3 separate regions of the Mus musculus genome follow, and regions 1 and 2 are each linked to region 3. Evidence: chromatin loops called from intact Hi-C (ENCODE). Cell type or tissue: left cerebral cortex. All regions are shown on one strand.

The links. A loop is a pair of places that touch in the nucleus more often than their neighbours do. Peaks named below come from ENCODE experiments on the same cell type or tissue, not always from the same donor. Only the 100,000 strongest peaks of a DNase experiment are listed, where the experiment ranks them.
Region 1: it touches region 3 in a loop (9-fold over the local background); 6 of 42 quality-filtered maps call a loop at or near these places.
Region 2: a loop joins it to region 3, with 3 times the contacts of the local background. A loop is called at or near these places in 2 of 42 quality-filtered maps.

What each region holds. Positions count from the first base shown.
Region 1 is chr19:23,958,049-23,966,048 of GRCm38, forward strand. No RefSeq gene overlaps it. Among named protein-coding and RNA genes, the nearest start is that of Gm34076, 44 kb to the left of the region's middle. In left cerebral cortex, CTCF peaks have their summits at 1,164 (motif pointing left) and 3,668 (motif pointing left); DNase peaks (open chromatin) are centred at 1,127, 2,467 and 3,652.
Region 2 is chr19:23,754,120-23,762,119 of GRCm38, forward strand. It overlaps Apba1 (amyloid beta (A4) precursor protein binding, family A, member 1), which reads left to right and starts at 4,757. Exons shown (of 13, transcript NM_177034.3): 1 at 4,757-4,972. In left cerebral cortex, CTCF peaks have their summits at 4,255 (motif pointing left) and 4,971; DNase peaks (open chromatin) are centred at 3,145, 4,264, 4,531, 5,172 and 3 more places; H3K4me3 peaks cover 3,865 bases; H3K27ac peaks cover 2,101 bases.
Region 3 is chr19:23,294,747-23,302,746 of GRCm38, forward strand. It overlaps Mamdc2 (MAM domain containing 2), which reads right to left. Exons shown (of 14, transcript NM_174857.3): 14 at 7,863-8,000. Gm24263 (a small nuclear RNA gene) reads left to right here and starts at 1,583; the gene lies at 1,583-1,689. Gm41821 (a long non-coding RNA gene) reads left to right here and starts at 5,184. Exons shown (of 3, transcript XR_877770.2): 1 at 5,184-5,645; 2 at 5,830-6,097. In left cerebral cortex, a CTCF peak has its summit at 4,372; DNase peaks (open chromatin) are centred at 4,356, 4,862 and 5,462; H3K27ac peaks cover 1,443 bases.

The DNA of each region.
Region 1 (8,000 bases), 660 kb after region 3:
GCCCCATACCTCACCACCACCCCCCCATAGAACAAATCCCCCTTCTCTTTATCTTTTTTTTATAAACACATCACCTATAGGAAGCAAAGTGGTTGGTTAATTTTGTTAATGAACAAGACGTTAAGGCACGCAGAAAACATAACCTTCCTCCAATGTTGAATGCAAATGCACTCCTAGGGTTTCGGTCCCCTGATACGAAGTGATCCCTTCTTTAAAGACTCTGCAGACTGTGTGAGCCCTGAGGGTTAATTGTGTATTTTACATTGGTTACTAAACCTCTCACTTAAAAACAACTAAGGTGGCTGAGGGAGAAGACTTAGCCAATAAGGTGCTTGCCACATAAGCATAATGGACCTGGGTTCTGTCCCTGGCACTAGGTAAAAAGTCTATTTCCAGCATTGGGGATGTGAAGAGAGAGGATCCCTCGGGCTTGTTGGCTAGCAGTCTAGCTGAATCTATGAGCTCTAGGGTCATTGAGGAGCCCTGTCTCAAAAAATAAGCTGCAGAGTAATTGAGGGGAACACTTGCTGATACGACCCCTGGCCTCCACACGTCTCCATGTGTGCATGCCCACCCATACATTTAACACTGGAACACATACAAGCACACGCACACACAGCAGCTCGGGCCAGGTAGTCAGCTCAGCGGCAGACTGATCTTGCCCATGGGAGGTCCTGAATGAAGTTCAACATGCAGCAATGCAAATTATGTTTAATGTATTTCACTCAACTTTAAATTTCCAGTGGTTAAAGTGGTAAACATTTTATGTTTCCATATCTTCTACCACAACTTAAAACCTCTTCATTTAGCATGGAGTAAATTTGGTGGTTGTTATTTTATGGAGATTCGTTAGAAAGGGCCTTTCTGAGACTGGAGAGGGGACTCTTGGTGTCCCACATTGACAGAGTAGCACACACGAGGGCCAGGAAGCCAGCCTCTCCCTACAGCGCTTGACTCCGGTGACCGCAGTGAGCTTGGCAGGCAAAGGGTGGCTTTGGCAGATGGAGGTGACCTAGGAACTGTAAGCACACATCTCTAATTGCTAATTGCTTCAGCGTGTGTGTTCAACTCTCCCCAGCACCTCCTTTGCTTTCTCTCAAGGAAACCCCAGGCTTCAGAAACCAAACACTAGATATGACTCCCTCTGGTGGAATAAGGAGAGAAAAGTCACAACTGCTCCTGATTCCCGGTGGGCAGCTGCAGGAGTCAGGAGTTTTATAGACCTCCCCTACCCACAGGATCATTCCAGATGAGGACACTACAACTGCAGGCAGAGTCAGGGCTGGGACTCCACTCGGCAAACCCAGAGGCTAAGAGCAGGCTCAGATCCTGGAGCCCTAGTGTCAGGCTGGTTGCAGTACAGTGACCCTGCTTATAGACTACCCAGGAGTCTGTCAAGTCATTTAGTGGAGACCATACAATCCAAAGACATAAGCCCTGGAACAGCCTGGTGAGTAATTGAGTAACTCACACACACACACACACACACACACACACACACACACACACACACACACACACGGCAGCATAAAAAGAATGCAGTAGAATTCCCCGAGTCGACTTAAAATTTAGACTATTGTTTCCTAGAATTCTCCCCTTGTGACTCCCAAGTTCAGATTGGGCACAGAAGAGCAAATGAGATTTGGGAAGCTAATCAGAATCAGGGCTGTGTAATGTCAGGAGAATGGCAGTGCATGCCCACTGTGGCTGGCTGACAGGCTGCATGGCCATCAGCATGCACACATGTGTACACACACACACACACACACACCCCTCAGCTGCTGAGTGTCGGGCCAGGTGTACTACAGCAAACCCCTCCTGCAGTTTCCTACCACAGAAGGGGTGGGCACAGTGGTTAGCTCCATGCCACTCTCTCCTCATGGCCTCAGCTTTTCTTTCGGGCAGCCAGCCCTGCTGGGGCCAGAGGTCACACCTCACACAGGTCTCTTCCTGGCCAGTACAGGGGCACTTGGCTGAGCCATAGGGAGTGCCTCACTCCCACACACCCGCCAGAGGAACCCAGGCACAGGAGGGAATAGAAGAAGCCAGAGGCAGCCAGCCCAAGCACGCTATGCTCCTTGATACCCGCTAAATAGCTTTGACCTGGCATCCTTCCATACCGTCTACCATTGCCCAGCTCCTAACATTTGTAAAAGGAATTTGGTCCGTGCTATAGGGCATCAGCAGATACAGGACCTTCCCCACACGAAGTCTGCTTCCAAGAACCTGAAGCTGGAAAGAACAACGCCTGCTTCTGCAAAGATGAGCCCCTCACTGGTCACACACTCCACCCTTTCCCATCTGACAGACCTGGGACCCCACAGCAGCCACAGCAACCTCCTCCTCCTCCTCCTCCTCCTCCTCCTCCTCCTCCTCCTCCTCCCATTGTTGTTGTTGTTGTTAAGGAAACAGGCTTGGATCCTCCAGAGGGCAGTGGGCCAAGGACGCTGAACTGCTAATTAAAAGGGCCCAGACTGAATGCAGCTGCCTGCAGGTCTGAGTCCCTAGGAGAATTGTACAGACCATTCCACCAGAGAAGCTGAAGGGAATACATTCATCTCCCAGTCAGCGAGAGAGGCAGCTTCCTTCCCATGCCCCCAAGCTAGCCCTGGTTCCTAGTGAAGAGAACACGGAAGGAAAAGAGCTGTGGAATGTCACCACCTCACTGACTCCAGAGGGACACTGGTCTTTAAAAAAATGACCACAGCCCTTTACTGTGTCCTGGTGGCTTCACCAGAGGGTTGGGTGTGTAATCTCCCGTGGGGACAGCCCAAGCCCATGGTGTGTGGCACCCAGCTCTGAATCCCCTGCAGGAAACAATGTTGGATACAATTATTACTAAAAATTGATTCATGAACACGAGAGATGGCTCATCTAATAAAGGACTTGCATTGCAGGCCTGAGCACCTGGGTCCTATCCTCAGGGCCCATTAAAAGCCCCAGGGTGACAGTATGGCAGGGCAGGCCTGTAAACCCAGCAGAGCAGTAAGGAGACACAACAGGCTCCTGAGGGACCCGATGTCCAGCCAGTACAGCCTATGAGTGACTATCAATCTCTGACCTCTGACATACACACACACACACACACACACACACACACACACACACACACAATCAAAGCAAATCGCTGGTAACAAAGGTACAGCATCATCAGGACACAATGCCTCCTGCACTCCGCATCGGGTGGGTCCCAGCCCCTGGTGTGTGTGTGTGTGTGTGTGTGTGTGTGTGTGTGTGTGTGTGTGTGCAGTAGCATGCCCACATCGCTAAGGACTCTCAGCAATTTACACCATAGACTTACACACATCAGGGCCTGATGGACAACTTTGGCAATTGTCTAAATTAACAAAACTGATAAGGTAAAGTCTCTATCTGGGAGCTCCCAAATGCAGGTAAATTTGAAGAAGTGAGTCGGGAGATGGGACCAGGGTGTTTTCTGCCGTGAAAAGCACAGAGGGCCTGGAACAGTTAGATCATGGGGTCCACCTAGGAAGGCATAGGATGAAACCTGTTTTCTATTTCATTTCTCACTTAAAAAAAAATGTGTTATGAGTGACAGCAGGAGCTTCGGGTAGATCAGGCATTTCCCTGTCACTGGGTCCTGTTATGTCTCCCCCGCATCCCCACCCTGGGTCGTTGGGTCAAACTGTGGTACTCTGCCGCCACCTGGTGGCAGACAGCAAAATGCTACAGTACTCCAGATGAAGGCAAGCACGCAGTGTTTTTATTGTCCTCAATTCTCTAGTCATCTGATGATCCTTTGGTTTATCCTTCCAAAGCAGGTGAGGGCGTGGCAAGGAAGAAAGCCCCTCCCCCTTCGATTGTTTTGCCTTTCGAGATACTTTCATGAAAAGGTAAATCAAGCAGCGAAAGAAAGTTATCAAGCTGGAACACAGACCCTTGGAGGGCTTCCCAGCAACCCTGCCCACATTCCAGAACATCCCTTCCACCACCGTGGCCCGCCACTGGGTTTTCAGAGTTCCCGCCAATCTAACCCTGGCGTGTGTTTCTCCTGACCTGGGACACTCACGATTTGTACAACTCAGAGGTGTGCAACATTCACCTGGGGTTGCATTCTGGAGGATGTGGGACAATGATACTCCAAAGGTTTCAGGAGAAATTGGTCTCCCTGTCCTCTGACCTTGCTTCCCCATCAGGCGCTGAACTGCTTCCTGCTGCAACAACCGTGTGATCGCTGACCACGCGTATTGCAATGACCCTGCACGCAACTTCTGTGAGGCTGACCCAGATACAAAGCAGCTGGCTCGGAGGTTGGTCCTGAGGCAGGAACAGGTCCTCAGCCTGCTTAAAGAACACTGAGGAAGCCAGAGCAGCGTGGTCAGAGCACAGGCGATGAAGGAGTCTGTTTAAGGGCAGGGACCAGAAAACTAATACAGAGCCACATACCTGGGGAAACTGAAAAGGGGGCGGGGCAGGGACACACAACCATGGACTGCCTCACTATCCAAAGAGAATCCAGAACCCTAGTGGCCTAAGACAGGCTTCCTTTCACACTTTTAAATATAAAGTTGTCCTTTTAAACCCCCTTTCACTGCCTCACTGGGAATTATCTGAAAACATTTCTAATGCTTTTATTATGCTATCTTATATTTTTTTAAAAAAAGAAAATCTTGCTAGGGATCAAACCCCAGGCTTCAAATATGCTAGACAGGCACTGTCACCGAGCCACACCCCAAGCTATAAAGATACTTCTTGTAGGGGAATTTTAATCCAGTAACATGGCTGCTCTGGCAAGAGATCATATCCAAAGACCTTCTGGGTCTGTATGATCTGGCCGGAATATAAACATAACTTTAATTCCTCTGAGTAGAATACAGACAGGGCCTCAGTACACACACCCTTAATCATAAATAATGGAGGTAAGGTTGGTTAGTAGAAAGAAGCATCAGTGTTTGAAAAGTGATGAGTAATTGAGACGTCAGTTAAGTTCAGGCAATGCGGTGGAGTCCAGTGGAGTTCCGTTCAGTGCAGTGGAGTTCAGTGGAGTTTGTGCCGTTCTGTTCATCTTGTGCAGACAGCGTAGTCAGTGCAGTTCAGTTCATGAAGCAGTCGTTCCAAGCAGAGCAGTTCAGTCAAAAGCTGAGAGGAGCCAGTTTCAATCAGTCAGCTAGGAGAGGAGTTTGAGCCAGAACAGCTGAGTTGAACCAGCCAGCCAGAGTTCAGAGAGAACTAGAAAGGGTGGGCTTATTCAGCAGCAAGCCTCTGAGATGACAAGTACATCTGGCAAATAAAAGTTACTATTACACTTCTAAAGAAAAACACCCCTCTGCCCCATTGCTAGATATTTGGCAGTTTTGATGATTTCTTTGATAATCTTGTATGCAATTCATATTTTGGTTCTTAAATCCCAAACCTTTCTCAAGGTTTCAGTAATAATATTGCAAGAAGAGTCCAGTTGTTCACACTTGGAACCTCACTGCAGGTACTAGTTCCCAGGCCTCTGGCTGGACAGACAGGATGAAGTCCCAGGCCTTAATGTACCCCAAGCCTGGTTCCAACTTCTGTCCAGCTCCAGCCTCTGCGATTCCTGGAGATACCTGGGACCACACGGTCCTCCAAACAGCTCTTCAGTCTCAGTAACTACCTGGTGACTGTCAGCAGAAGTCCTCTTCAGACTCCAGGATGTTCCCACAATGCACTACTCACCACCTCTACCAACACCCTGCCCCATCCACCTCCAAGTGGCATGACATGCCTTTCCCAGAGCTGAGTATATTAAATTGAGGCATCTGCTCTCTGCATCTCTTCCCTGTCACTCTGTGAGTGCTGTATGGGTGATGAAGTCTCTGTCTTGTTCACTTCTTGGCCCACTGCATCAGCATCGTGGCAATCTATGTAACATGAGTGTTTGGGGAGAGTCATCAATTGGCCAGGAAGGCAGAGAAGCAACAGAGACTTCTGGTGCTGGGTCAGCAGCACCGCCTTTGGTATACAGGGATTGTAGGGGTACCTGAATCTGACCACAGCTTGTGACTGCCCTTTTTAGGACCAACTACTACCATCTACAACATTCCTTCCCCACCTACAGCACCCTGCTGGCTCCTTAATACCCTCAGCCCTACCCTGCTTAGTCGAAGGAGAGAACCTACGAACTGGTGACACATAATCCTCTGTCCTCCACTCGATGAGGGGTTCCTGTGTTTTATCTTTTCCATCACTGTGACAAACTAGCAGACAGGAGCAATTTAGGAAAGTAAAGGTATATTTGGGGTCACCACTCAAGGACATTTCAGTCCATCTTACAGGGCAGATATGGAGGCCTGGAGAAACGGTGTGGGGACAAGGGTGAGCTTATAGCACCTAGATAACAGGAAACAGAGTATAGGTCAGAGCCAGGAGTGGATATACCCTTAAAGCCCTCCTTGTGTGACCCAACCCTCCGGGGCCAGGCTATTGGCCCTGCTGGGGATTAAGTGTTCAAGCACATGAGACTTCAGGGAACCTTTCACACTCACCACCGTTAGCAGTCAGGCATCTCCACTGCCAGCCCTGAAGGACCTGGACCATCAGGCACCTTCATGGTCAGCCCCGGGGTCCCTGGTGACAGCAAGACCGGTCATCACTAGCTCTCCAGAGATGACATATTCCCATTGTTGCCTCTGCCGCTCGTCCTCTATAGCCTCTCCTCCTGCACATGTGCCACAGCCCTAATTAAAATGCCTCACTTTTCCTCCCCACTTCCCTTCCTTCTCCCAGAGGCAGCTGTTTCCCTTTACCCCTCCCTTTAGGAAGCCTCCCACAGACCTGTTGCACGGTCTCTGATTTTGTCGGAATTCGCTGCTTAGTTCCATCAACCATAGCACCCAGTATCTGGGATTGTGCCCGACTGATATCAGAAAGCACATGCTGAGTGTGTAAATGCAGGCAGCTGCTTGTCTGGGCCATTCTGAAGGACAGCAGCGTCCTACTCCCAACTGCCCTTTGTGACAAACCCCAGCAAGGATAAATCCTTAAGTGCCTCTGGGCACCCAGTATCACTGTGGTGGGCTTCAAAAGAAATCTTAGGGGGGGGTGAAACTCTTCATCATACATGGGCTCATAAGCAAGACAAATATAAATAAATAAACAAATCAAACTATACAAGTTTACTTAATATAAGTTTAAATGACACAGGAGTCTCCCCGAAATGAAGGCCCTAAGAAGCACGTACCAGCAGGTGTGGAAGGAATATATATTACACAATTACAGACATGTATCGAAGAATTATCCCCCCACAAAAGAACCTAAACAAGAAATCTACCATCCCTATCAATGTATCAAAGATCAGATATTCCAATGCTCTGAGGTATTTCAGAGCACAAAAAAAAAAAAGGAAGGAGACATCCTAATTTTATAGAGCAAATATAATATCTATGTGGAAACAAGAGGAAGTCAGTGTAAAAAAACATATACAGACAAATACCATTGACAAATACCATTGGGAATTTTCTAAATATTAGCAGAGTCCAACATTACATTAAGAAATAATGCATCACAAATTAGAGGGATTTGTTCAATAATTCAAGAGTTGTGCCAATAGAAACCCATTAATATCATAGTATGGGCCCATCTTAATATGAATAATATATACTTTGGAGCCTAGGATGTAGCTCAGCTGGTAAAGTGCTCGCCTCGCTTGTATGAAAGGCTCAATCCTCAGCACTGCTTAAAGAAGTCATGGTGACACATGCCTGTAACACCAGTGCCTGACAAGTGGTGGCCATGGAGACCAGGAGTTCAGAAGTTCAAGGCCAGCCTGGACTACATGAGCCCCTGTCTCTAAAAATAAAAAGGTAAGAAAGTATCAGGGATCTTTCCTCTACGATCAGGAAAAGGACTATCAACGCTCCTCCACAGTGTACTGTCTCTTGTGAGGCTATGGCAGTGCCTGGCAAACACAGAAGTGGATGCTCACAGTCATCAATTGGATGGAACACAGGGCCCCCAATGGAGGAGCTAGAGAAAGCACCCAAGGAGCTGAAGGGGTCTGCAACCCTATA
Region 2 (8,000 bases), 460 kb after region 3:
GGCCTGTCTCCAGCTTACTCTGTAGCTCAGGTTGGGTGGAACCTATGATCTTCCTTCCAGAGGTCAACCATGGGGCATGCTCATCTACCCAATTTAATGATCAATTTTGTTGCTGTTGTTAAAATGGGAACAGAATCTTTATGCTGTTCTAAATATAATCTGTGAGTTTGGTGGTTTTTTATTGGTTGGTTGGTTGGTTGGTTGGTTTTGCCATATGAAAAGGGAGGTGCTGTGTAGCCTAGGCTGGCCATGAACTCAAGCTCCTTCTGACTCCGCCTCCTTGAAGCTGAGATTATCGGTATGCATCACCGCAGCCAGCTCTCTGTCTCTAACGTCTGTACAACATTACACTGATCACTGTACCTATTTTGGCTGTGTTCCAATTCAGTTGTGGCTCTATGACAGTGAGCTCCCACTGCCAACTGGACAGGATTAAGACATGTCCTAGGGCATTTGTGAGGCACGCTTTTTTGACTGTGTCTGCAAAGACAATCATCTGAAGAGGGAGAGTCCATCCTGAAGTAGGGGGTAACATGGTCTAAGGGGCCCACACTGAACAAAAGAGGGCAAGGGAAGAAAGCAACCAGAACGCCAGCGTCCACCAATCTTTGCTCACTGAATGTGGACAGCGTGTGACCAGCTTGCGCTGCCATGTCTTCCCTGCAAGGACAAGACTATGTCACCTCAAACTGTGAGCCAACGTGAGACTTCCCCGACAGCTGTTTCGTCACAGCAAGGTGATTCGGGCTGGAAGCGTCAGCTTCTGACTTTCTGTATGACAAGTAGAGGTGAACAGAGGAAGCTAATGTTTTGTTTCATTCTGCCCTTCTCTAGAGTGGCATCTGGAGTTTGCTCTTGCTGATCCCAGACCACCAAGTGACTGGCAAGCCTGGGAGTTGATAGACTGAGGTTAGTTGAGGCTGTCACCCTGGAGGATGACTTTGCGCATGTGCAGAAAGGCACCTTGTAAAACCCGCCCTCTTCTGGCCACATTCCCTAGGAGTGGATTTACTACACGGAGCACAGGGGCATCTCTCTCAGTGTGTCAGATAAACATAATTACAGTACAAAATGATGGTTGGACTCATAGTGGGCACAGTGGATGAGACTCAGTGAGCTTGACCTGTTTAAGAACTGGGGAAGTAAAGAAGTGAAGCTCTGTAGCAAGGCCGGACTTCTGTCCAGAGTGAAGGAAGGCTGGTGAGATGAGAACTGGTGTAGAAAGGCAAGTCTACAGACATTTAAGATGCGTACAGCCTGTACCTTTATTTTCTTCATACTTTTTAAATGCTTTGAAAAAAATCTGTATTTTACAGTAACTAGATAAGTTGTTTAACTATCAAACACTAGCAAAACTGAAGTCAGGGAAAAGTGTATTACAAAGGGTTGTTGTGTGATTTACCTATATACTGCTTCCGCTTTTAAGATTTAAACTCAAAGACTGAGACAGAAAGACACTGGTCACCTGAAGACATCAAAATCAAGGGACAGTTAGAAGAGTCGTACGCAATTTGGACTGTCTAGAGACACCTCAAACTTCAAACGACATGCTCGAATACCTGTGGAGTATGAATGGAGTTACTGAATCTTGTAACCTTAAGGTTTCCACTGTCAAAAAGAAACCTACGTAAATAAACCCTTCCTGAACCCCTTGCTTTCCTCTTAAGTGGTAAACAGTACTTGGACAGCAAGCGAGGTGGGCTCAGGACATGGTGATGGAGCAGGGGACTTCAGAAATGGTACTGGAGAGGCTCACCATCCCTGAGTCACAGCAAGGCACGCCTATGTTTCTTAAATATGAGGCTTTAACCTGATACACACAGACTTCTGATGCACAAGCAGCAGGGCATAAGGCTTTAAATTAGGCCCATGTCACTTGGCATCCCATCTACATATTGTTTGTTACCTGCTACAATGGCTGGCAGTTTGCTCTTTGAAACAGGGAATAGCCGTTGACTCTTGTTAATAGCAAAGGTGGATACAAATATTTGAAGTACTTATAAGAATATCAATAATAAGGTAAAAACTGACCAGTAATTCAGACTCAGGGAATCTATAGATAGACTAACGCAGAGGGAGGGTGTAATATAAATGCCATATGGGCCCATCCATTGCCTACCATGAACTACAAACGTGGTTTGAGCTTCCTGCTAGAGGAGGCACAAAGACACCATCCAGAAGGAAAAAGGATGTTTACATTTTCCTTGGGAGGAAGATTTCCAGTTATTAACCTTTGACAAATGGTTGCCATTATAGTGATGTTAGCTAAGTGACTTTACTCATTGCCTTTAATCTGCACCAAGGCCCTGTAGTAGAAGATTGAGGATAAAGTATTATTAACGCAATGTTTCTTTCACTCATGGTTTGGTAGGAAGATCACCCAATGACACACAGTGAGGCTGAAAAACATGAGCTAGCAAATCAAATGTTAGCAAGTTGATACATCTGTATTCCTCACTTTCCTTGGCATTGCTGAAAAGATGCAGGACAATAAAAACTAAAGGAAAGAAGGGTCCCCCACAGAGGAGCAGGCAAGGCAGCTACATGCAGAGGTAGCTGGTCTCAATGAGTCCTTTGTCAGGAAGCAAAGAACCAAAAGCTGGGCTCCACTTAATTTCTCCTTTATACCCAGGCTGGATTCAGTCTGTGAAAAAAGTTCTGCCCACATTTAGGGTGAGTCTTCCTGCTCGGTCCAATCAATCTCCTAATTTCCTCGAGATCTCTGAAGTAACTCTAGAGCTGTCAGGGTTGGCGAAGATTATCCATCATGGCGTTAAAATGAGCCTCTTTTATCTATACTCTCTTATTTAACCTAAAATTTAACGAGATAAGCTAGCTTCCTTCTTAAAACTACGGTCCATCTCCAGGAAGGAAACAGAAACGACTGCAGAAGCCTACTCTGACATCCATCGCCCCCCAAAGGGGAGCACAGGAAAGCAAAAGCAAAGACTAACAGAGCTGAGAGCCAGAAGACACACCGAACCTACAAGCTCGCTCGCTCACCAGACACACAGAGTAAATTAGTCCTGCCCTGGACTCTGAGAGCCCCACCCCCACCTCCCGGGGAGCTGCCTTGGGAGCGCTTCAGGAACAGCATTGTGAACCCCACCCTGGTCTTGCTGGATCAATCTCAACTCTCATCACTCTCCAGTGTGTGTGTGTGTGTGTGTGTGCCTGAAGAAGTCAACGTTATGGCTGCTGCCTGCCTGCTTAAGGCATCTGGGCTTCAGTCCTGCCTAGGGGGCTCTGATACCTTTCCTTCCTCTAACTGGTCTCCTGGAAAGGCTTTTTCCTCAGGCAGTCCAGGGAACATCAGATACCCCTGCACCTTGGCAGTTGGAAAGTTCACAGTTGTTCTCTGATGTGTAGTTTTCCCAGGGTGCTATGAATTCTGGAGGGACGAGGACCCTATCTGGCTTTCACCAGAGAGGGTAGTTTTACTGACAAGATGAATAGGGAATGACTGTCACAAGAAAAACAACAATGGCCCTTATTTCTAGTATATGTTTAAGTTTTATGAAAAGATACTGGGGGGACAGGAGAAGCTATACTTTTCTTTGTCAAAGCCAAGAAACTAATTACGAAGTAGAATGCAGAAATTCATGTGAATTTTAAGGCTAAACAAGAATTCTAGGATGCCTCGGGCTACACCCGTAGATATTTCTGGAGATACTGTGCTTAATATGGAAATACTGTATAATGATAGATTTATCTCTCCCTAGGTCAGATAAGGAAGGCTTGTCTTCATTTCACTAGATGAGAATATGCATACTAAGACGGACTTGAAAATTATAAGGTTTCGGGGGAATATGACCCTTAATTTTTAAATTGAGAACTCTGTCCCAAAGAGGGGGGAGGATGTAGCTATGGAATCGCCTATTACAGATGGAGCTGGCGCCTGAACCCAGGCGCCTGAACCCAGCCCCGCCCTCGCCCCTCCACTCCCACCCCGCCGCCGCCCAGGGGCCAGTCCACCTTTTCATTAAGTCACAACACCTGCTACCTGGTCCCTAGTGCTCAGGGTCCCCACCCTCCAGAGAACCTAATCATATACCAGGCGAATTGCCTCTGCACGTCTGGAAGACTCTTTTAAGCTCCTAGCAACGGGCATCGAGAAACCAAGTGGACCATTTCCCGACCCCGCCTTCCAGACGCTTTCTGGGTGGGGCGGGTTGGGCAGCGCCCCCAGTGGGCGGCCAGACAGACGCCCAGCTTGTTCCTCTCAAGCTCACGCGGGCGCCCCCTCGCGGCCACTCGAGGAGCGCAGCGCCGCATTGCAAGCTCCAAGCTTTTTCTTGGCTTTCAGGCCCGGGAAGCGGGAAAACTGCGTGTCACTAAGCAAGAGGACACGGGCAGCCGTCCACGCGGCAGTGTGTCCTAAGCGTGACCAGAGCCCATTCGCAGAGACGGGGCCGGGGATGAGCGTTAGGGACCTGGGACAGAGGACCGTGGAGGTCCCCCTGTGTCCCCGCGGGAGGCAGCCACGTAGTCCATTCCAGGCTCTCGGCCACGAGAGGGAGGGACTCGCGCACAGCTACGGCGACGGCTGTGGACCCCTCGCACGCTCACGCGCGCCCGAGCTGGACTGTCGCGTCGGGCCCGCGCCGCGCGCGCGCACGCGGGTGGGCGTGGGAGGCAGGGGCGCTGCTGCACGCGGCGTGCGCGCGCTCCCCCCGCCGTCAGTCGCAGCCGCCCGGCCCCGGCGCGCGTCACGAGGGCGAGCGGGCGGCGAGCAGGGGGTGGGGCCGCGGCCGGAGGGGCCCGAGCGGCTGCCGAGCTAGAGCCGGAGGAGCGGGGCGCGGGCGGCTGCGGTCCCGGTGGCGGCGGGGGAAGATGGTGGCGCTGGAGGCGGGAGCAGCTGGAGAGCAGCTTTATTCCCAGGCTTGGCACGGTCGCTGTCACTAGCGCCGCCTGCTCCCGCGGGCCCGCGGACCCAGCTGTCAGGCAAGGTACCACCGCCAGGGCGGGCTGGGTGAGTGCCGGGCGCCCGACGCCCCGGACGGAGCTCGGGTCCTTTTGGAGGGATGATCCCGGGAGCTAGGGGTGAAGCGTGGAACAATAGTGCGGATGAACAGGGACGGCAGGCGACATCCAGGGAGGCAGTGCTTGGAGCTAGCGAGGCGGGGGAAGGGTGTGTACTAGAGAGATGCCAGGCGTCCGGTGCGCGCTGAGATACCCGGCTTTGGGAAGAGCGGGCCTGATGACAGTCACGGAAGGAGTGTGTGTGTGTGTGTGTGTGTGTGTGTGTGTGTGATAGCAGAGGGGATGGAGGTGGCAGATCCGAAGTGTAGGGGGAGATGACATTTCCAGGAATCCCCGCTAGGATCCCTCCTCTCTGGCTGACTGATGATGGAAACCGTGAGGTGGGCAGGATGCACTTGGTGTGTGAAGTGTGGAGGGGAGGCAGTAGGGTAAGGCCGGGTTTGTAAAATCCCGTGTAAGAGTGAGTGTTTAGCGTGCAATTGGATCCACGCTCTCAAAACTGCGCCCCACATCCAGCGATCTGCTTTTCCTGACTTGATGCCGCCAGCTAACACTGTGGGACAGTATTGGTTATTTTGACCCTGCAAGTCTAAGAACAGTTTCTGTTCTGCTACTGTTCTTGGGTGGCTGGGTGTACGGATTCTCGCTTCCCCTTTCCCTAACGTCCTAACACGGGGATGTGGAAGTGAGCGGTTGCTTTGAGGCACATGGCAGCAAACCAGGATAATGGTTACACCTTTTGAGACAGCTGGTGTCCCTGGCTCTGAAGGGCGCTTTCTTTGGCACTTCACAGCCTCTCATTGACTGCCTGACTCTGCAATTTCTATTGTTTATCTCTTGTCTAACCCCAAGAAGAGGGTGTTTAATGGTCATCTTCCTCTCCCGTTCCCACAACTTTTATCACCAGACTCCCTTCCATATATAAGTACTGAAAACCTTCTAGCTGAAGATTGGATAGTCTTTGCAATGATTCTTTTAGAATAAACTCTTGAGGTGTGTAAAGAAGGTGGGGGCTTTAAAAATACAAGAACAAGATTGAAAGGGAAGTAAAAAAAAAAAAAACAAGGAAAAAAAAAAGAGTGCCCCAACATGCATTCTCTTGGGTGTTTTTCCGTGGGAAATGGGATGCTAGTGACAGCCACTCTCCCGGCTTTCACAATGGTTAGAAGGTCCATTTAGGAACTGAAATTTCCCGAGACCCATGGATATAAGATCTCCAGTCAGTGAAGTCCCCGATTTCCTTCCCAGGACAGCTCACTCGTAGGAAATTTGGCAAATGTTTGGCTCTCCAATGATGTCTAGGAACCAAGACAGAGAAAAAGCACGCAGAGTCTATAGATGCTTAAATTTCTCTGCGTAATAAAGATAGGGTTGCGTAGAGAGGGAAAGCACTAGAGATGGCATATCCGTATGCGTGTCCACTGCCGCCTGGTTCCCTGGAGTCTGTATTTCTCCTGCAATATCCATAGGAGTGAATGCACCTTTATGATAATAGCCCAGTACTTTACTGATGTCATATGATTGGATTCACCTGCTTGGGACATATTTTAGTTATAATACCTTAAATTCTACTGAATTGCTGTCAGAACCCAAATGGGCTGCACTGGGCCTCTTTGAAAAGCTTGAAATAATCACAAGGATGTACAAATAAATGTATGATATACTGACACCAAAGATTTCTTTCTTTTTCTAAAAATTTTATTCTTTGGGCAAAGTATAAAGTGTTATTCCATGGGTACATTGAAAATAATAAAGCTAAGGCCATCTACATATGACTTTTCCTTCTCGTTTATTGTTTTTAAAACAAATGATGACATGTGGACCAACTATGCTGGAAGCTATGAGTGTAAAGTAAATTTCCCCGCATCCTTCAAGCCAAGCCTTCTGAAATTTTAATGTGAGGTTGTTGGATCTCATCCGAGACTTTAAAAAGGACTTATAAAAATGAATTTAGAATCCTAGTTCTTTAACTCTCTTAATGCTTTGGCCATATCTCATTCTGATGGATGTAAGTCACTTAAGAGGCTTAGGTTTCTTTACTTTAAAAAAAAGTTATCATCTCTGTATACGCAAGTAAAACCACATATGTAAATTTCTTATAAGAAAACTCAAGAATATTAGAAATTACCAACGTAAACAGCCTGATTAGAGAAAGAAGTGCATACAAACACAATTGATGACTTGAGAATTTCTGATTTCCTTTCTCATGTAAATGAGAGACTTTTTCAAATGCCATGCCCTGCTTTCCTAACGTTTGGCCCGGTGAGGTTAAAGGTACAGCTGAGATCTGTAATTCAGTTTGGTAAATGGCTGCACCTCTCCCTGCAGCCTGCAGCAAGCCATTTGTTTTGCATGAATGCCTCTTCGTCTTCTTCCCTAAAAGCAGCTTTAATGCCTTTCTCCTCTACCGCAAGCCTCCCTTTGAAAAGTTTGTCTTTTCAGAAGACTTGGAAGTAAAGGACATTTGAAAATTGACCTGCAGGGCCAAAAAGGGATAAACCATGGTGCCACGGGGGAAACTGAGCTTTTATGCTGCAAGGAAGACAAAATAGAACATCGAGTGGTAGAAACAGACTCGTGCTTGAATAAGTTGGGTGGTGGAGGAGAGGGTGATACATCAAAGGGATGGCACAGCAGAGGGACGGAAGCTGACTTCAGAAGCCTGGGAAATGAGTCCATTAAGAGGAAAAGAGATTCAAGCAGGAGGCTAGGTTGATAAAGCCATCAAGATGGTGGACCATACTGGGCGGAGGCATGACTCTGAAGAAAGGAACCTGGTTATAATCTCTTAGGAAAGGCAAAGGCAAATTGAGGCTGGGTGTAGAATTATGAAGGCAATGTGAGAGATTGATGTGAGTGAATGACCATCACCCAGCAAGGAGGAACTCTGTGTATGAGTGTATAATTATGCTTTGACAGCTAATTAAATTTCGCAATAGTGAGCATTCAGTATTGCTAAATTCAGTGGTGTCTCTTATTCTCCATGGAAAGAATGCTTGCTTACTTTTAAAAGCATT
Region 3 (8,000 bases):
AGGGCGGGAGGAAGACTGGCTCAACTATACTGCTGACTGGGAGTTAATATCTATACAGAACTTAAAAAGCTAAGCACCTCCAACAAAACAAGAACGCTTTAAATTAAAGCCCCAAATCATCCAAACCAAAGAATGGCATAAATTGAACAAGTGATTCTCAAAGAAGAAGTACAAATGGCCCATAAATATTTTAAGAAACTGTTTGACACCCTCATGCATTAGGGAAAAAGAAAATTGCCTGGAGATCCTAGCTCACTCTAGTCCGAATGACAGTCATGAAGAAATGAGAACAAACACTCACCCCATACCTCGGCTCTTGCGAATAGCGCAACAATTGGTGTATGTGAACGTCCCTATGGTAAGGTAGTTCCTACTTTGTTTCCTTGTCTGCCTTAGTTTGGGATGGCTGGATCCTATGATAGGTCTGTTATATGTTTTTGAGAAACCTCTACAGTTATTTCCATAGGGGCTCCATCAGTTTATATCCCCACTAGCGGTTCATTAGACTCTCTCTCTTTTCCCACTTCCGTGCCAGCACTTGTCATTTATTATGCAGAAGTTGATTTTCTCCTTCCACTATGTGGGTTCTTAGGGTTGAATTCAGGTCAATTCATGCAGAATTGGCAGCAAGCTCCTTAACCTCCTGAGCCATGTCGTCAACCCTGAAGTTTTAACTTTATCAGTCATTATCATTTTCCCTTCCTTTTTGTCCCTCCAGAATATCATGACTCCTCAATTTTCAATTTGATAACCTCCTTTTCTTTCATTGTTACTTACATATGTATGTATGTACAACATAACACAATATAAATACAACCCACTGGAATTGTGTTTTGTTGTTTCTATATATATATATTCAGGGCTGACCAATAAATACAGGACTTATCTTTGGGAGAGATTATTTCTCTCTTTCTCAGCGGTCACTAGCTGCCTATAATTTTTTTGGAACCTGTGGTAGCTTTGCTCCATTCCACATTTGCACATCTATTGATATTGCCATTATTCCTGTCTTATTTATTCAGCCATTCCTAGGGGAAGATTTTCTCACACACACACACACAAAAATGTGGTAATATTCTGGCTCTTATAATCTTTCTAACCTCTCTTCCAGAACATTCCTTGAGCCACAATGGCAGGCACTATGATGTAGATGTACCTGGTGGGGCTGGCTTCTCCATGATCCCTTGACCTCTGCACTGTATCAAGTTACGGTTTTTCTGTTATGGTCTCCACTTGCTGTCAAGAGAGTCTTATTTAGTGAGGAGTGGTAGCTACACGATATGTATAAAGATATGATTTAGAATTTAGTAAGGAAATGTACTGGTCTAGCCAAGTACTGGCAGTACATACTTTTCTAATGCCCATGACCTCACTTGCCCCAGGAAGGTGGCTGGGCTTCCACTTCTAGGCATAATTTTCTTTCTGTTTTTAGGTCAATTCCACAGCTATTGTTTGCTACCAACATTTGGATGCCACTTATTGTACTTTATCTTTTTTAATTAAATAAAAACATTTTTATTCCCGTGTTGGAAATTAAGCCCAGGGGGTTGGTTATACATCCTAGAAGGGTTGGCTCTAACTTGTGCTTGCTTTGGCAGCACATGCACAAAAACCGGAATAGTAAAGAGAATGCTAGCATGGCCCCTATGTAAGAATAATATGCAAATTTGTGAAGCAGTTCATATTTTTTTCTAACAATATTTTTATTGATTATTTGGGAATTTCATATAATACCCCTGATCATACTTGCTCTCCATCCCTTCCAGATCCACCTCCTACTCTTATGACCTGCCCCCCACAAATACACTAAGTCTAATTTGTGTTGCTCATATACTCATTGGAGCATGGTCAAGCTCCCAGCAGCCAGCCCCTTAAAGATAACTGAGTCCATTCCCACCCCTCCCACCCCATCTCAGCCAGAAGCCATCAATTGTGAAGAGCTATGCTTCAGCGTGTTTATCACAAGTTTTAAGGACTCTATTCAATGGGTTCCTGCCTGGACTGTCCCACCCTCCTTTTGGTGGGGGAGAGGTTTCCTCAGAAGCCTTAAATGACTTTCATTCTCAATTTTGAGTCTGCAGTCATTGATATCACTGCAGAAGAAGTATTCCCACCTATGACAATAAGCAGCAGCAAGGATCACAGACATTAACATGGCTTCCAGCAGCAGCACAGACTATGGACAGCAACATGTCATCCAGAAAATGAACCTTTCTTCAACTCGTGTGTATATCTTGCTTTTGCTCAGAGCCAGGGTGATTGTGTGATTGAGCAGCTTGTTGCTGGGTTGGCGGGCAAAGCCCATGTGAGTTCTAGGCTATTGCACACCTCCCTGCTGGTTCTACTGTGCATGTAAGGGTCTGAAAATCACTGAAGGAAGACCCCAGACTCAGATAGTCTGCAAAGACAAACAACATTTATTCTGAAGAAGCATCTAGCATGCGGGGTCAACCATTCTCCAAAATGGTGACCCCAGACAAGAGCACTCAGGCCTTCTTATAGGGAACTGTGGGACTCTCTAGGATTAGGTAATCTAAAATTTCATTGGTGAGTGCTAGGGGGTACCAGGTGGTCAGTGGTTTGCATTCTTATGTCATGAACATTTAACAATAGGATGAGATAGGGCTGCCCAGCACAGATGGCCCATCCTGAGATAAGCTATTTCCCTATTTTTGTGGTTTTCCCCAGGCTGTTCTTTGGGGGGTGGGCTATGACCTTGTTTCTGGATTTTATGGTCTGTTCCTGGAACTGGTACCTTATGGCCTCTTTCCCCACCCCCTGAAATCAGGTCTGATCCTTAAATGGAGACAAATGGGATTTATGTGTCCTTTCAGACAATGACAAGCTCATTTGTCCACCTCATGTGCACCCCCATACCTGCTGCTGATGCCACCAAATCTCTACCTTGGTGAGTCTTCTACCTCTCTCTAGCATATATGCCATTCGTTCACCCATCTTTCCTAACTCTCCATCAAACATTCACCATCAAAGTGGCGTTGCAAATTGCCACGTCGCACACAGTATATATTGCTTTTCCCAAGCAGCTTTATGTACAAATTTTTATTGGAATGAGTCATTGGTCTGATTCAATGAGGTTTCTGTTTTCTAAAGTGCCATAAATACTGTATTATTCTGAGACTCATCTCAAAGGTCTTGCTGTTGTTCAGGGTCAGGCTCATCTTGTGGCTGGGCAGAGGGTTGGAAGGCAGGATCTGCATAAACTCCAGGCAACTGCATACCTCCTTGCCCTCAGTGCCAACAGCCCTGCATGCTCACTGGGCATGCAGGTATCACTTCAGCCCTGAGCTGTCGTCCCCCTTGCAGGGTTAGCACTGCAAGATGCAGCAGCAGTGGCCATATCTCTAGTTGCCCTTCTGGGCTGTGTGGCAAGGTGTACCAATACCACTTGGTATCTTCAGCGAAGAACAGCTTCAGCAAAGCCAAACAATGACCAGTAAAGAATGGCAAGGCATACCAACACCGTCGAGCCTCATCCACTGTCCACTGGGCTAGATTTATATCTTTTCCAAACATCTCATGTTCTCTCAAGCATCTGCACTAGCAAAACATCATAGGCCCCTTTTCTAGGCTGCCTCAAAAACAAACAAACAAACAACCCTGCCACATGTCTGTTCTTAGCAAACCATCCTTCCATGTGTCTGCTTCAACAAAAACATCCTCTCATAAGACAGTTTCCAGAGAAACATCACATGACAAGACTGAGTCTCCAAAGAAACCAGCAATTTCCACGTCACATGGGAACACTTACGTGGAGGTCACTTGACAACTCACAGGCGTTGTTCTCTCCTGCCATGTGGGTTTTGGGAATCAAGCTCCGTTCATCAGGCTTAGCAGTGAGCATCTTTATCTGATTAGCCATCTAACTGGCCCTCCTGCCTTATTTAAAAACTGTTTTTAGGAGACTTTTGGTTGGATTTGAATCCATTGCATATTTTATAATATGCAATCATTCATTGTGCAGTCTAATAATTTATGAAGTGTTAGAAGAGGGGCTATCCAGATTAAAAAGTAGTATACAACCAAAAGGACCAACGAAATTATTATAGACCTCCAAGGCGACCTTTTATACTCCTTCTGGTATTTGGAACCCATGTGCACATTTGTGATAAACTAAGTGCTTTTCTTGAACAATTAAATAATCCAGACACAGCTCATGAAAACTAAATTAGGTGATAATTTTTTAAAAAGATGGATCTGTAAAGAAGTCTAACTTTGCACAAGCTTTTTGAGGAATTAATGTACAAATCAGGAGAACTACAGTCAGTCACATCGGTGGGAAGGAGAAGACCTTGCTTAGCCACTGGTTAAAGAAAAGGAAGGTGACCTGGTAGGATTCTATGGCTGCTTTATCCTTAAGATGGCACTCTAAGCTCATGCTTTTCTTATACAGAAAGAGACACAAAAATAACTGAATTTTACTAATTCCTTATCACATAAACTGGGAAGACTTTTGTGTCCAAAACTTAATGTGTCTATGTTCTTGTATGTATTACATTGTTGTTGTTGTTGTTGTTGTTGTTGGGTATTTTGAGGGCCTCACTTTGTTTTGAGACCAAGTTTTATTTAGCACCGGCCACCTTGAATTTCTTACAGGACCAAGGATGACTTTGAATTTGTGATTCTCTTCAGCCCCACAAGTGTTGGGACAGCAGGAGTGTGTTGCTATGTCTTATCACCTATTACTTTTTGTTATTCTTCATAGTAACTACTTTATCTCTTTTGGCAAAGTAGGAAAAAGATCCAGAGGGTTAAAAAAAAGACTTACTCTCAAGTCCAGTTTGTAAGGAGCCGAGTCAGAATTTGAGTGGAGGCATCCAGAATCCATGAGCAGGGGGCCTAATTTCTGGTATGTGCTATGTCTTTACAGAGATCCACATGCCAGAAATCCAGTCGTATTAGAAAACTTATTAGTTATGAAAACGTATTTTTCCCCAGTTCTGGTTGTATGGGGAAACACAGGGATGAGACATCAAGGAAGCCAAGTCTTATCCCTCCAAGAGTAAGTCACAAAAGCATCCAGACCTCTGGAAAGCTCCACCGTGGATCTCTACTGTCAGACGCCGCTCCTGGGCTTTCCCCTGGAGTCTGAGCACGTGACCACATCGTTTGTCTTGAAATTGTGCTGGCTGTCTCATATCCCATTGTCTTCACTAATCTGTGCATGTCTTTGTAACCTCCATGCTTGCTGAGACGCCCAGAGCACAGGTATCTTAAGCTATCATCTCTGAACTTAGTTCTTCCATCTTAAGCCAGACCTCACATCAGAGGTACTGCGTTTTCCATATCTGTGCAATTCCTCCCCTCTCTACATAAATAATCACCATTGCAGATGGTGAATCATAAGAGGGAAGCCAATCTGCAGGGAAAGCTGTCTCTATTTCAAGAGCTTGGGTGTTTAGGTGCTGCCGAGAACTGGGATAAATGCAGAGACTGGGATTAAATGGTTAAGTAGCACCTAGTAACTGGTGTGCCTCCCTCTTGGGCACTGCTAAACCTGGAGATACTACGGAAGCTGTGCTTACATCTGCCTCTATTTCCATCCACACTGAATATAGTCAAATGCTAAAGGCAACCTGGAGAGGAAAGTGAAGCATGAAACCTGCAAGGAGCACAAATGAGGCAAGGTGAGTCACTCCGCTCACTTTCCACCTCCTTGACTCTAAAACGGACACTAAAAACCCGGCAGTCGTTTCTTAGCAACTGCCAGTAATAATTACCTCTTTCCTTGCTGCCTGAAAAAGATACTCTAAGCCATTGAGCTGTCTCTCCAACCCACTAACCCACTCCTCTCTTTTTTTTCCCTTCCAGACAGGGTCTCCCACTGAACCTAGAGCTCATCGAGTGGCCACCACATCAAGCTTTTTGACAAGGTGCCTGGGGCTCCTAACTGAGGTCCTAATGGTGGCAGGGCACCATTTTGCTGACTGAGCCACCTCCTTAGCCCCATATTGGAGCTATTTGTATAGCCAATAAACCCTAGAAGACGGAAGCTAAGAACCTTCGGCTACTCTATCATCCACATCGCTGATGGAGTTGAGGGAGAAGCTAGCAGGCTGAGGAGGCTGTTTTAGAGAAGGTTAGAACACAGGATGGGCAACAGGCTAGGTTTCAAACCCGGGTCTTGCACTGACTGCTGATCTGGAAAACATTAAATGTCCTTATCTAGAAAATGAACCTGCTGCTAGGATCTACACACGGGTTGTTGTTAGGATTAAATAAGTTAATGCCTATGACGACATCTTTGCCTGTCTCTGGAAACAGTAGGTCTTCAATAAATGTTAGCTGGAATGATTACGGAAGACTTTATGTCACTGTCAAGGATGCCAGAGAAATGCTTTATTCATTTGTCACACAGCACAAATACCTCACTATGAACTCAGATAATTGTGGGTGAAGAGTGTTCGTTCCTTCATTCAGCAAATGTAATATACTTATAGGTGGAACCAATGCTGTGAGGGATTTATGATGCCTAATGTACATCAAAATCCAATTGCACCTCAGTGTCTAATTAATCATAGGAAAAATTTTCATTAATACAATCCTGTCTTATTACATAATGAAGTTAGTTTTCCTCTATAAACCCAGGGATGTTGGTTTTTGTATGGCTGAGTATTTTTATTTTCTAAGTAGTGTGGCATGCAGAGAGGCATGGTGTTCTTCACAGATGGGGCCAGCGGATTTACAGCCTTGCAAAGCTAAGAAGTTGACTTTTACCGCCACTTCAGAGCTATGCAGTCCTAAGTAACTTTCCACCTTCTGATATTCTGTTGTTTCACTTTGTTGTCTTCATGGTGCTTGGGATCAAAGCCCAGGCCTTGCTCTGTTTAGCAAGTGCTCTATCACTGAGCTACATCCGCAGTACTGATGCTTGGCTTTCTCATCTGTGAAAAATGCTACTAACATTTCCATTTCAGGGGTGAGGGAGAGATTAAATTCATTTGCTCATTTGATTTTGTTTCTGGGCACCAAGAACACAAAAGCAACAACAGATTCTGTGTCCTGGTTAGTGATACGGCTCAGTACATGTAGATACTTGCAGATAAACCCGCCAAATCAAGTTCGGTCGTGTGGTAGGTAGAAGGAGAGAGCCTATTCCTTCCCCTTTCCCCATTAATTTGTTTATTTATTCACTTTACAGCCGGATTGCAGCCTCCTCCCTCTTCTCCTCCCAGTCCCATCCTACCATCCTCCTCCTTTATTCCCCTCATGCTTCTTCTCAGAGAAGTGGAGCCCCCCCCCCCCGCCCCCGCGAATACCCACCCACCCTGATATATCATGTCACAGCAGGACTAAATGTATCCTCTCCCACTGAGGACAGACAAAGCAGCCCAGCTATGGGAAAGGGATCTAAGACTCCCAACAGATTCAGAGACAGGCCCCTACTCTGTTAGGGGACCCACATGAAGAACAGAGCTGCAGGTCTGCTACCTGTGTGTAAGGGGCCTAGGCTCAGCCCATTCATATTCTTTGTTTGGTAGTTTAGTCTCTGTGAGCCCCCCGTGGGCCCAGGTTAGTTAACTCTGTAGGTCTTCTTGTGGTGTTCTTGACCTCTCTGGCTCCCTCATTCCTTCCTCTCACTCTTCCACAAGACTTCTCAAGCTCTGCCTGTTGTTTGGCTTTGGGTCTCTGCATCTGTTTCCACCAACTGCTGGATGAGTCTACTCAGAGAACAGACTCTTAAGTGAAAGCCAGAACCACTCCCCAACAAATACATTTAATTTTAAAAGCTAAAAGAAAAGTTGTGTCTTTAGAATTTAATTCCAGAGATAAATTTAGGGAAATTGAGATTATTATGGGAAATAAAATAATCTTTATATATTAATTATTACATGAAAGTATGTAGTAATGTCACTGATAAGGTGACTTAAAACATTTAATTATGGCAGAATAGAGCTTCAAATTAGAATTTGCAATTATATAATGGATATGTTCTGATAAAGACAAATAATGTAGTAATGAGTTAATTGCTAATGAGAGGA